2 separate regions of the Homo sapiens genome follow, and region 1 is linked to region 2. Evidence: chromatin contacts called from ENCODE Hi-C data. All regions are on one chromosome and are shown on one strand. Each heading gives the region's core, a stretch centred on a gene start or an enhancer-like site at or near the end of the contact. The rest is flanking DNA. Distances are from core to core; before and after follow the strand shown.

Region 1 (6,927 bases), core at 3,619-6,118, 480 kb after region 2:
TTTAAGCAATACTGAAGGAGACAATCTTATTGATAAAAACATAAATATTTAATAGAGCCATAGTATATTAAAAGATTTTGAAAATATAAAGTTGATTGATTTCAGTAACTTCCAAACTATTTGTTAACAACGTGGTTTTTTTTGTTAGTTTGTTTTTCTGGCGGGGTGGGGGGGGCGTAGTTTTTGTGTTTGTTTGTTTGTTTATTTGTTTTAAGAAAGGGTCTCATTCTGTTGCCCGGGCTGGAGTTCAGTGGTGTAGTCATAGCTCACAGCAGCCTCGAATGCCTGGGCTCAAGTGATCCTAATGCCTCAGCCTCCCAGGTAGCTGGGACTACAGGCACCCACCACCATTCCCAGCTAATTTTTAAATTTTTTTGTTGAGACAAGGTCTTGCTCTGCTGCCTAGACTGGTTTCAAAGTCGTGGCCTCAAGTGATCCTCCTACCTTGGCCTACCAAAATGTGAAGATTACAAGCATGATCCACCATGCTCTTTTTTTTCTTAATGAAATATTTAAATGCAAAATTCCAAATATAAAACAGAGAGGTTATTATTATATTAATTTAGCTAAATCAGGAATTTTTTTGATTGAAAAATTAAAATTATTTGGATGGAAGACATCTTTGCTAAACTGTTATTTAAAACTTATGTATGCTTGCAGAGGGACCTCATCTCTGTGTCCATTTTCATGTCTCTAGCTATATAAATCCTGACATCACTGTCTTTCTAGTGGATAAGAATAAGTGTGTAGTGTAAATATGATACTGTTACATTTTAGCAATTAATAAAAATGTCAATTGCTAGGGCTGGATATAATTGCAGAAACGACCTAGTGTTTCACTTTGCTGTTTGAAAAAAAAAGCCCTCTAAAGTTTGGATCTTTTTTTTTCCTTAGCACTCAAATTGTGAACCACTAGGTTTGCAAACTTTTGTACATCCAAGCACAGCCTCTCTCTTACCACAGGCCAAATAAACACCCTGCCTACCACACATCCATCTATTCCTCATTGAAATGTACCTGAGCTTATAGGACATTTCACTTACACCCCTCACCCCCTCATCCCCCAATAAAGGCAAAAGCCCTGTTCCATTAATCCCTAAAAGCCACTGTCAGTGCCCAGAATCTGTCTTTAGAATCTGGGCTGTGTTATTATTACACTGGCCCAATGGCTCTACTTTTACACTAAGAGGAAGAAGTTGTAGAGAGGAGTCTGAGGAGGGAAGTTGGCTTGTGGAGCTCCGTGTACATGTGGGTTATCATAAATCTGGGAATGCTGGATTTAAATGTCCAGTTAATTGTTCTTCAGTGCAAACAAATCTAATGTGTGCCTTGTAGTTAATTGATTTTATTAGTCTGAATTGTGAAAATAAAGTAGCATTGCAAGTTTTGAAGCCTTTTTTTACAGGATCATTAAAAAATATATTTAAGTGAGGACGTGGGTTTTAGAAAGAATGAGAACTTAGAGAGTTATGTTTAATATGTCTTGTGGGAATAAGAAAGCAAATGAATTCCCATTGTAAGTTAGAATTTGTCCTGATTTAAAAACTAGATTCAGCTTCCCTCTGCATTAGAAAACTAGGTGATTTCATGGAAATAGGGCTAAACCTCCTAAGACTCATTAGAGAAGGGACCACATGTGCTTAGAAAGGAGTCTGAAATGAGGAAGGGGGACAAAGACTCGTTTTAAGATTTTAAAAGAAAGGAAAGTGAGGAAAACATTTTGGGGACATTTAGTCACAAGGGAACTGTGACTAACTCTGTTAGTCACAGTGCTGAATACTTTTTTACATGTTTTCATAATTAAGGTCCTAAATAACCTCACAATTTGGTAATTAATGTAGCACCAACTATATTCTAGGTATTCTTGTAAGTTTTTGGAATATATCAGTGAATTAGAAGCAAGATGGGTACATAATTCTCTCTGTAGATGAAATAGCTGAAGCCAGTAATGTTAAGAGCTTGTCTAAGGCCGCAGATAGAAGTGTCAGAAATGGGATTTGGACCAATCTCTCTGGTTCTATGCTCAGGTTGTGGGAATATAGCATGAATTTCTAGACATACTCATGTTGAGGATTTTTTCCCTTACAATAGGATAATAATACCTCCACTGCCTGTCATGGGCTTATTGAGAGAGTCAAGCGGTACTCTGGATATGATGGCATTTTGTTTCTTCCTTTCTCCCACTGCTCTCCATCAGTACTTTGATAGAGCACTAATGCTCTGGATTAAGTCATTTACAAGTATGACTCGTTTAATAAGAAATACACAGCTGTAGTCTACAGACTATCATTCATTCATTGAATCAGTCAGTCTACAAATATTTATTGAATGCTGTCATGCATTAGGCATTGTGCTATATATGGCAGTGACATAGTAAATGAGAGACATGCTCATTTTCTCATAATCCTTATATCCTAGCAGAAATCGGTATTAAACAGATTACACAATTGCATATATTTGTGGTAAGTATTACAGAGGAAAACTAGAGACATATTTATGTCTCTTATACCTATGCCTGTTTTTTACCAAGTAAATTAATTAGTAAATTAATGAATGGTGAGAATAAATTCTTCTACAAAGTCATGACTGAGCATGGGCACTCTAGAGTTATGCCAGGGTTCATAATCCAGCCTTATGCCTACTGGGCTTTGGGACTTTACATGAGTTACTTAACCTTTCCATGTTCCAGTTTCCTGCAGAATGGGGATAATAATAGTTTTAGAAGGGCTGAAAGAAGGAACATTGGGAAACAGTTTAGAACAGTGCAAGATATACAGTGAGTGCACAATAAGATTTAGCTATTATTATTTTTATTACTATTGTCATGTAGCGGAACTTCACAGGCAAGTTCTCTTTTAACCATAGTATTTACCTAAGCTGTCAACCTTCTTTGAAGGGTTTTTTTTTTTTTTTGAAAGAATTGTTCATAAACGAGTATGCATCAGAACCAACTATGGAGCTTTAAAGAATATACATGTTTAGCTCCTATTGTGGGAGATTGTTATTCAGTAAGTCTGAATTGAGCTCTGCTTTTCAGAAGCTCCACAGATGACCCCGATTCACACACCAAGGTAAAAACGGATGGCTTTCAAATGACACAGAAAGGAGATTTCACACATGGCAGGGAAGGAATGTAAACTACTGACAACCACCCAAAGGACTTTTCTCTGTGTACCTTGGGTGAGTATTGATAGCTACTTGGAAAAATGTGATAGTAAGTAAAACAGTAAATATTTAAGTATTCCTGTAGATGCTAGTTAATTCCTTTTTAAATGGGATTGAATTTTAGTACTTTAAAAAATACCAAAATGATTATTTGCCCAAATAAGTTTGACTAGACTAGAATGCGAGCTCCTTGAAGGCAGGGATTTGTGTCAGTTTCACAGATATATTGGTAAATGTATCAGTAAATAAGAGTGCTCAATAAATAAGAGTTTAAATAAATTGAATGAATTTTGAAAGCTTAAGATATTTGGGGAACAGATAAGAATGATTAATTATAGGCTGGGCAAGAATTTTTGAGTGAAGGTAGATGAAACGTGATTATTCTGTTACTTTTCTTAGTAAAATCCAAGTATAGGTATATCTAAGAAAAGTGCAGACATGTAGAGAAGAGATGCTAGGTGTGAGGTTGACCCAAGCATGGTGAACATTTTTTGGCAAATATGAAGGCAGTCTCCTGTTGTTATTTTTTTTTTTCACCTCTCACCCTACTTCCATGATATTCTTTCCCAGCCCTTAACTCCTTTCCAGTTAGTTAAATTCCATTTATTTATTTGTAGTAACATGCAAAATGTTTATTGCTTTTGCTTTTTAAATTCTGACTGATGCTCTCTGTTATGTAGTTAACTGTGGCTTTAGAATTACCAGGAAAAATTATAGCCTTGAGGGTCCAGGAGATTAAAGCCTAACATCTCAGGTACTTTGCAGTATATTCTGCCATTGGATCTCTATGGGAGATTTTCAACAAGAGTCAGGAGGAGTTTTTTTTTTCTTTTCTATGTAGTTTTATATAATTGTGGGAAAAAATGTCTTGATGCTCTAAATTACAGACTTTTGTGTTACTTGTTCTAAGGCCACTTTTCTTTTGTTATTTCAATTGGTAAGCCAAGAATCTTAAATTATTATCTGGGAGTAATTTAAGTCACTTTTGTATCTTGTGTTACAGCTGTTAATTGGACCACGTTTAAGATCAGCAAATGCTAGCAAATAAATACTGTATTTTATATGGAAAACTATAGAAATAGGGGAAATTTCCATAATTGTTAGCAGAGCCAAAAAACTTGGGCCTTGCCTGATAATTAGCTGCCTAAATTCAAAATATACTGCATGACACTTACTGTAAAATGAACAGTCTTTTCAGAATCAAAACTGACTCCCCAAATTTAAGAGGATAAAAATCACCAACATGTCTTAAAAGCATGGTTTGTAAATTATTTCTGAGTCAGCATTTTTTGAAGCCTCTTCTTACAGATTTCTCTAAGGTTGCAAAGTCATCACATAAGAGTCAGCAGTAAAAAAAAAAAGGCATTTACTTCTTCTGGTATATAACATTTGCATGCTCTACTTGCCTTTTAGCAGCTTATAATCAGATGCTGAAAACATATTCACCTATAGAACTGGGTAAAAATCAAACCCATAGGTAGGCATTTAATAACTGTCTCTTTCTTTAGGCCTGTTTCAGTTTATGTTGATCTCAAAGGATATTTAGCATATATGTGCCATTACCGTGATTGCTTTTCAGCTTTAGGATAAAAGTCAGAGTCTGACTGATGCTCCCCAGGGTTGCCACAGGTGGTTGGGCATGTCTGCACTACACGTCTCATGACATGGTAGCCTGGTAAATAGCGCCCTCTGGAGTACTGTAGGACATAGCCAGAGTGGTCATTTGTAGTAGCCTTGGGCATGCACACCATTCATTCTTGTCTTTGCTGCTGACTGAGCATCTTCTCTACGCACTGTGCTAAATCCATGTAGAAGGTAAAAGTGATGAATTTCACTTACGAGCTTTATTAGAATTTAGGTAATATATTCACTTTCCTAAATTGCCTATACATGATTACCATACTAGGCACTCAGTTTGATCTTCAGTGAACAGGCAAGGCTGGTTGTTGACCTTTGTATGTAGGTATAATTGCTTAACTGCTTATCTGTAGTTCCTGTTTGCAATTAATTGCCCTTGTGCAAAAGTGAGCGTCTCAATTTCCTGTTTGCATTTGTGACTGAAGTCTATGAAGTAGCTTTATTATTGTTTCATTCAGTACATATTATTGATCATCCAGCAAATAGGTATAAAGGGGAAGATAGAATTATAAAGAATTATAATTCTTATATCATTGCTTTAGAAGGCTAAGATGGTGGATTTAGCACATGTATCATCATATGTGTAAGCAGATACAAAAGACTGGTGTAAATTTCTGATATAATAAGAGGTCTTACTTGCTAGACATGTGGATAGTATGGCATAGCTCCTAAAAACTAATTTTTAAGGAGACGTATATATGGTCTTAATAGATATTATTCAGTTCAGTACCTGAACCTTTTTGCCATCAGCCAATTTTTAGTCTTTCTTTCATTGGACCTCCTGAGAAGTTGACACTCCCTCTTTCTTTCAATACTTTCTTCCCTTGGTTATCAGGATACCATGCTCACCTGCTTTTTCCTTAGTTTGTGGTCCTTTTTACTTAGTCTCCTTGGAGGTTCTTCTCCCTCTTAGAGTGTCCCACAATTTAGTCCTTAGACTTCCCTCCTCTATCTACATTCACTGCCTTTGGATATTTTCCCTATTGTCTTGTTCTAAAAATTGTCTTTTGTGAGATGATTCCTAAATATTCTCATCTTTAGCCCGGTCCTTTCCTCTGTCCAGTCTCATATTTCTAGTTATCTACTTTTCTCCATTTGCCTGTGTGAGACACACCTCAAATTTAAACATTTCCAAAGCCACACTTCTGACCTTCCTTCATAAATCTGTTCTTCCTACTTTGCCTTCCATCTTATTACACACAACTATATTCTTGACATCTCCTTTCTATTTTTTCTCCATCCTGTACACAGTCTGTCTGAAAGTTCTTTTAGCTCTGTCTTTAAACTATGCCTGGAATTTGATCACTTCTCCATTCCCTGTCTGCACTAGCCCTTCCACTACCTTGGCTGGATTATTGCAGTGGCCTCTATCTAAAGTGTTCTCTGGCTTCCCTCTGCCCCCATTCTCAACCCAGTGGTCAGTGTGATGCTGGTAAAACAGAAGTACCACCATACAGCCCTTCTGCTCACATCCCTCTAGGAGCTTCCTTTCCCACTAGAGAGGTCAAGAGGATAAGTGCTTTACCTCAACTCCAAGGCCTTTCTGATCCTTTGCCTGTTCTGCCTTTATGTCTTTCTGATTTCAACTCCTACTCCTGCTACCCTTGTTCATTCACCTCAGCCCCTCTGGCTTCCCTTCTCTTTCTCACACATGTTCTGTAGTTTGTGTCCTTTCCAGCCAGCCAGCCTGTCACCCACATAATTATACCAGCCCTGACCTTCTGTGTCTGTGTTTAGAAGTCACCTCCTAAGGGAGACCGTCTCTGACCACCCTGTGTGATAGCTGTGTCCCCCAACCCTCACCACTTCCCAGGTGCTTGTTATCACCCCTAGATTATAATCTCCATTGCACTTATCATTCATTGATACACTTTGTAGCTCAGTTTTTTTTATTTATTAGTTATCTTTCTGCCTCTTTAGAGTGTACACTGAAGGAGGGGAGAGATGTTTAACTCTTTTTTTCATTGCCCTATTCCCAGTGTCTAAAACAATACATCACATATATTAAGCTCTTGGTAAATACTTGTACACATATTCGGTAACGATTTAAATGTTGACTAAGCTCCTCTTTGATGCTTTTTTACTAAAGCTGTCTAGGTGAAGAAAACTGTCTGGTAACCATGT
Region 2 (6,103 bases), core at 2,347-4,846:
CTATGTGACCCACAGAATAAGGCAGAGTGGTGATATGTAAATTCTAAAATTCGATTATAAAATATATTGTGGCTTCCATTTTTGTTACTTCTCTTGGTGCTTTTCCTCTCATTCATTTGTTCTGGGAGAAGTCATGTGTCAGCAGCCCTATGGAGAGGCTCACATAGCAAGGTACTGAAAGTCCTGCCAATAGACCCTTGAATGAACTTGGAAACAGATCCTCCAGTCCTGGTCAGGTCTCCAGAGACAGCAGGCAACACCAGCAGCTTGAGGGACCATAGCCACAACCACCAGGGTAAGGTACCACTAGATTCCTGGCCCTCAGAAATTGGTGACGTAATATTTGTTGTTTCCAACTGCTAAGCCTTGGGGTAATTTGTTACATATCAAAAATAACAAATATACTTTCTTATCTCCTTCCTTTGGCAAGTACATGCTAGGACAAAATAAGGCTTTGGCTGGTGTACAGCATGTTATATTCCTGGGCCAGGTGTAGAAGTATGACATTGCTAACCTGTCGCAACCAGAAGTAGTTTCAAGAAGCAGTGTCTTAAGGAAGTTGCAGGTGAAGACAAAGTAGACAATTTGAAATTAACATGCTGTTTTCAAATGGAAAAAACAGAGAGATTGGACAAAGGAGAAAATTTAAAAGTGATGTAGGTGGGGAGAATAAAGACTTGAAAACTTCTGAGAATATGGGATTATCCTATCTGGTTTATGTGTTCTTGAAGAGGGCATGCTAGAAGTATTTTAAAAGGTTGCTCTTAGCAAATATTAATCTGACTTTCAAGGGCTGCCATCTTTGGAATCAATCTTACTATTTCTCTTTACCACTAATTCCATTTCTCAGTTTCAAAGAAATGTAGAACTTTTTAATCTCTTTTTAAATAAAAGTCATTACATCCAGCAGGCATTCCCTGTCTCCTACTCATATGTCCTCTTGGACTGCACCTATCTTTCAAGTTTAATCTGATTCATTTTCCCCTTTGAAATTTCCCCTAACAACCCAATTCTTAGAGATTGCTCCCTCCTGTTATGAAGAAATAAGTATCCATGACACTCACGTAATACCTTCGATTTTCATGCTTAACTCTACAATACATAAGCAATTTCTAGAAGGCAGGAAGTTTACATAATACATTATTATTATTATTATTATTATTATTATTATTATTATTATTATTGATATGGAGTCTCGCTCTGTCGCCCAGGCTGGAGCGCAGTGGCGTGATCTCGGCTCACTACAACCTCTGCTCCCGGGTTCACGCCATTCTCCTGCCTCAGCCTCCTGAGTGGCTGAGACTACAGGCACCTGCCACTACGCCCGGCTAATTTTTTTGTATTTTTAGTAGAGACGGGGTTTCACCGTGTTAGCCAGGATGGTCTCGATCTCCTGACCTTGTGATCTGCCTGCCTCAGCCTCCCAAAGTGCTAGGATTTCAGGCATGAGCTACCGCGCTCGGCCTTTTTATTTTTTTAAACAGAATTTCACTCTTGTCGCCCGGTCTGGAGTGCAATGGCATGATCTCGGCTCACTTCAACCCCCGACTCCCGGGTTCAAGTGATTATCCTGCCTCAACCTCCTGAGTAGCTGGGATTATAGGTGCCCGTGACCATGCCCGGCCAATTTTTGTATTTTCAGTAGACACGGGGTTGTGCCACGTTGGCCAGACTGGTCTCAAACTCCTGACCTCGTGATCTGCCTGCCTCCGCCTGCCAAAGTGCTGGGATTACAGGCGTGAGCCAACTCGCCCAGCCACCACTCAGTATTTTTGATGGTGTAGTCTTTTTTATAGATACACACACACAGAGGCATACACACTCACACATACACATATGTGTATACGTGTGTGTGTTATGTGTTAAATGGAATCAAACACTATATATTTATTATGTATATGCTTGCTTGTCTGACAATAAACAACAAAACATATTCACTGAATACCACATTTACAGACTTGGAGCCAAGCCTTGGGATACAATTTCTTGATGTAGCACTACATTAATACAAGGTGTTTTTTCTTTCTTCTGAAAGCAATATTTCACTTATTTCAGTCTTATAGGATATTTCTATCAAAAGCAACATTATAATTATGGGCAACGTTCTCAGTTGATATGGATTAATGTCATGTCATAAGCAATATCATCTACCACAAAAGAAATAAAACAACTATGGAACTATTTCAGTGGCATTTAAATAAAATGGATAAGGAAGTCAACTTGGTACTCAAAAGCCATGTAGAACTTACTTAGTTTTTCAATATTGACCATGAGATGGGCTATTGCTCCTTGAAAATCTATTGCCTTTCTTTTTCTCATGACTAGAAATGGCTCCGAAAGACAGAAAATGACAGTTTCTTCTCTCTTTCCCTTCTAATTTCTCTTGTTTTTCTCTCTCCTTTTCTGTAATTAAAAAAAAATACTCATAGGACTTAACTATTCACTTTGATAATCTATGAAATGGGAATAATAATAGTAGTTAGCTATGATGATAATCTAAGAATTTAATGAGAAAAGCCCTTAAAACAACGCCTTGCAAATGATAAGCACTTAAAATGTTACTACGTATTACATCTGTCTTGTTTTCTCATCCTAATGCCCACACTTTTGAGTATGTATGTGTGTGATCACATAGACCTGAATACATGCTGACTTTCTTTAAACTAAGGAACACAACTCTTACAGGATCCTTGATGCATGAGCTCTCCCCAGGTCTCACTCTTGATTACTTCAAACAAGGGCCAGTTATATCATTAATTAAGCAGGTAAGTATGAATTTCTTTTTCTTCTTCTTTTTTTTTTTTTCTGAGACGGAATCCTGCTCTGTTGCCAGGCTGGAGTGCAGTGGTGCAATCTTGGCTCACGGCAACCTCTGCCTCCCGGGTTCAAGCAATTCTCTTGCCTCAGCCTGTCCCGAGTAGCTGGGACTACAAGCGCGCCACCACATCCAGGTAATTTTTGTGTTTTTAGTAGAGACGGGGTTTCACCATGTTGGCCAGGATGGTCTCGATCTCTTGACTTCATGATCCGCCTGCCTTGGCCTCCCGAAGTGCTGGGATTACAGGTGTGAGCCACTGTGCCTGGCCCTAAGTACGAATTTCTTTCAAGTAAACCCAACAGATTGTTTCTGTTCAACAGAAAATGTTCATTTAATTTTTTAAAATAGTACAGCTGAACAATTACTAGAAGGAAACAATTTGGATTGCTTGGAGGCTGGTTAATAACGCAGGCAAAAACTTGTAATTGATATCAAAGATTTTTTTTCTGTTATCAAGAGTGAAAGGTTGGAATCTATATATTCACAATCTACAGCAAAAGCGAGCAAACAAACAAAAAAACCATATTAAAAGCCCTGACATTTGATCTTCATATTCTCCTAGTACTCTCTTAATACCTGTTAAATGTGCCATGATCCTGGCTGTGTATTATGACTACTAAATCTCGTATGAGAATGCAAGGTCCTAATCCCTAAATAGACTCACTATTGACTCAGGAATCTCACAGACCACATGGCAGCTTGGATATGATTGCCCTCACCCACTGTCACAGCTGCAGCCAAACCTGAATTCCCGGAGCATGCTTTCAATGACTGAATATAGTGGCAGCCACTTAAGCAGTCCCAGCTGCCCCTCAGTCATGACACTCACCCTTAGACAGAAGGATCAGCTCTGGGCAGGCAAATGGCACTTTGGTCATCTCTCCTTTCTTTGCCACTTTTTCCCTTGAACAAGCCATCTCCGAAACCCACCTCCCCCTTCAGAATTCTTATGTCATCTTTCATCTCCCTGACCAAAACTTAATGTCTAGAAAGTATCCAGTAATCTTTTTTGGCTGGGCGTGGTGGCTCACTCCTGTAATCCCAGCACTTTGGGAGACCAAGGGAGGCGGATCACAAGGTCAGGAGATCAAGACCATCCTGGCCAACATGGTGAAACCCTGTCTCTACTAAAAATGCAAAAATTAGCTAGGTGTGGTGGCACATGCCTGTAAGCAAGACTCCGTCTCACAAAAAAAAAAAAAAAAAAAAAAAAATCCAGTAATCTTTTTTAAGCTCAGATACAAATAACCAAGATTCTTTGAAGTATTATTTCTCCAGGTATTTGTATTTATTGGGGACCAAACCTTAAAAATGGAATGTATCTATAGAAGTCTAAATTGAAGCATCACTATTAAATTACTGGTAGGTAGCTGGGGGACCAACAGTCTTTGAAACCACATCACCTGAATTAGGCCATCCTATTGGCCAGTGTTGGATTTGAGAAGACAGTGATAATATCTGCTATATTCTGATATAATCTGATAATATTTTGCTTTGCATCAGCTGAACAACCCTGACATTTTTAGAATGCTCAGATCTGCTTTTCTAGTACCAGAGAATGACTATAAGATCAACAGGTAGGGAAAACTTCAGATAGAGAAAAATTGGAAGTTATAAAGAAGATAGAGTGTTTTAATAACAACTGCATCTAACCAGTTTTTAGGAACTTACTCATTTTATAAATGTAATATTCAAGAGAAAACTGAATAATTTTATCAAATCCAGTAATTGTTATTTATGTACATTGAGAATTCACTCATCAATATTTATTGGCAACCTTCAATGTCCCAGGTGACCTGTCATGCTTTCTTCTAATCCTTGTCCTTATCCATGCAGAATTTTAAATAGTTGTAATCATGGCATATAATTTTATTTTTCTTGCACTTACTATATCATAAGCATTTTTATGTGCTGTTATTTAGATATGTGACTTACATTCAATATATTTTCAGAAAAAAATATCTTTTTAAAATTAGTCAAATGAGAGGTGGCTATGAAATGAGAAGCTCCCAGAATTAATGGGAGGCATTATTAATGCCATGAGAGCCCTTTCCATAATTCCAAACTATTTTACCTGGAAAATTTCCAAGGAACATCATCATTTGTGCCCAGTGCAAGAATCAGGCAGCTTTGATTGGATTAGAGAGAAGCTAACAGCCCTCTGAGAATTTATTAGGTATAATTTATTTACATACTAGACATTATTAGTATGTACTCATAAGGCATTTTGCAGAATGCTCTTCATAAAACAGCAACAGCTCTAGTGAAAAACTGTTTTGTTTCCAGTATAGCTTCTAGAGGCTTTAAGTCTTCTCTGTCAAGGTTCCAGTGACTTTTGGAAACCAAATGAGAGTGATGGATTTGCCAGACCAAAGGCTTCCTCTGTATAGTCATGAGCTGCTAAAGGCTGAGCTTCAGTGTTTTTTTTGCCTTCAAATGAAAGCAAGCTGCATAGAGACTAGGACTTGGCAGGGCTGTGAAGTGAGCAGAGGAAGGGCGAGTATGAACAAGCAGGGAATGCTGGACTCCTACTAGGCTGTCTATCTAGCTAAGATGATTATGATTCAAGGAGGAAGTACAAAATGGTATTAAGGCTCTCTTCCTCCACCCTTAAAAATGTGGGTGAAGATAAGCTACATTTTCCCAGAATCTGCTCAAAACAAGACAAAAGCAATGTACTGAGCCAGGTGAGGAAGAAAGGCAGTGCACCCCACAGACAAGACTGCCCTGGTTGTACGGTGCTACAACATGATCTCAGTTGCTGTTAAATAAGTTTCGCAAGAAACTGAAGAATGGAAAGACAAGAGGTATGTGGATTCTGTGAATATGATATAAATAGAAGAAAAGAGTGTATTAATGTGAAAGGGTTTTTTCCTCTTTTTGCTCTTTTTTTAAAAAAAAATTTTTGACAGAGGGAAGTTGTTGCAATAAAAATCCATCAATGATCAATTCTACTCTCTTTGTCATTTTGCCTTGTGCTACATAGAACCCCAAATCAGTCACTACTAAAAACAGACAAACAACATCCACCCACCTTTCTCTTCCCACAGCTTTGACTAATGCCTCTGCCTCTGCCTCTTATAATAGGGGGGATCAGCCCCTGATATGTCATGAGTGGCACCCAGGATACTAACTATAGAACCCTCACTTCCTAGTCCTCTTCTTGGCCTCAACTCCTGCTATACAAGAGCTGGCCTTAGAAAAGCCAGCTTGACAAACTGTTATAAATTAGCAACAATAGTTGTTTATTGAAAGCCTATTATGTGCCTGCCTCAGGTCCACCCA

The links. Hi-C counts contacts between places; a loop is a spot of excess contacts on that map. Pooled maps may share reads with other maps.
Region 1: a loop to region 2 is called in a map of heart right ventricle, with 2.8 times the contacts of the local background. The contact joins two enhancer-like sites. A Hi-C loop is called at or near these places in 3 of 168 maps with a recorded cell type or tissue (Right ventricle myocardium superior and heart right ventricle) and 5 of 50 pooled maps.

The regions. Positions count from the first base shown.
Region 1 is chr4:101,167,337-101,174,263 of GRCh38, reverse strand. All of the region lies in intron 2 of PPP3CA (protein phosphatase 3 catalytic subunit alpha), which reads left to right. Among named protein-coding and RNA genes, the nearest start is that of MIR8066, 70 kb to the left of the region's middle. Within about 2 kb of position 4,868, at least 2 of the 41 ENCODE cell types and tissues checked have a DNase peak (open chromatin) inside an H3K27ac peak, as active enhancers do.
Region 2 is chr4:101,649,429-101,655,531 of GRCh38, reverse strand. No RefSeq gene overlaps it. Among named protein-coding and RNA genes, the nearest start is that of BANK1, 140 kb to the left of the region's middle. Within about 2 kb of position 3,596, at least 5 of the 41 ENCODE cell types and tissues checked have a DNase peak (open chromatin) inside an H3K27ac peak, as active enhancers do.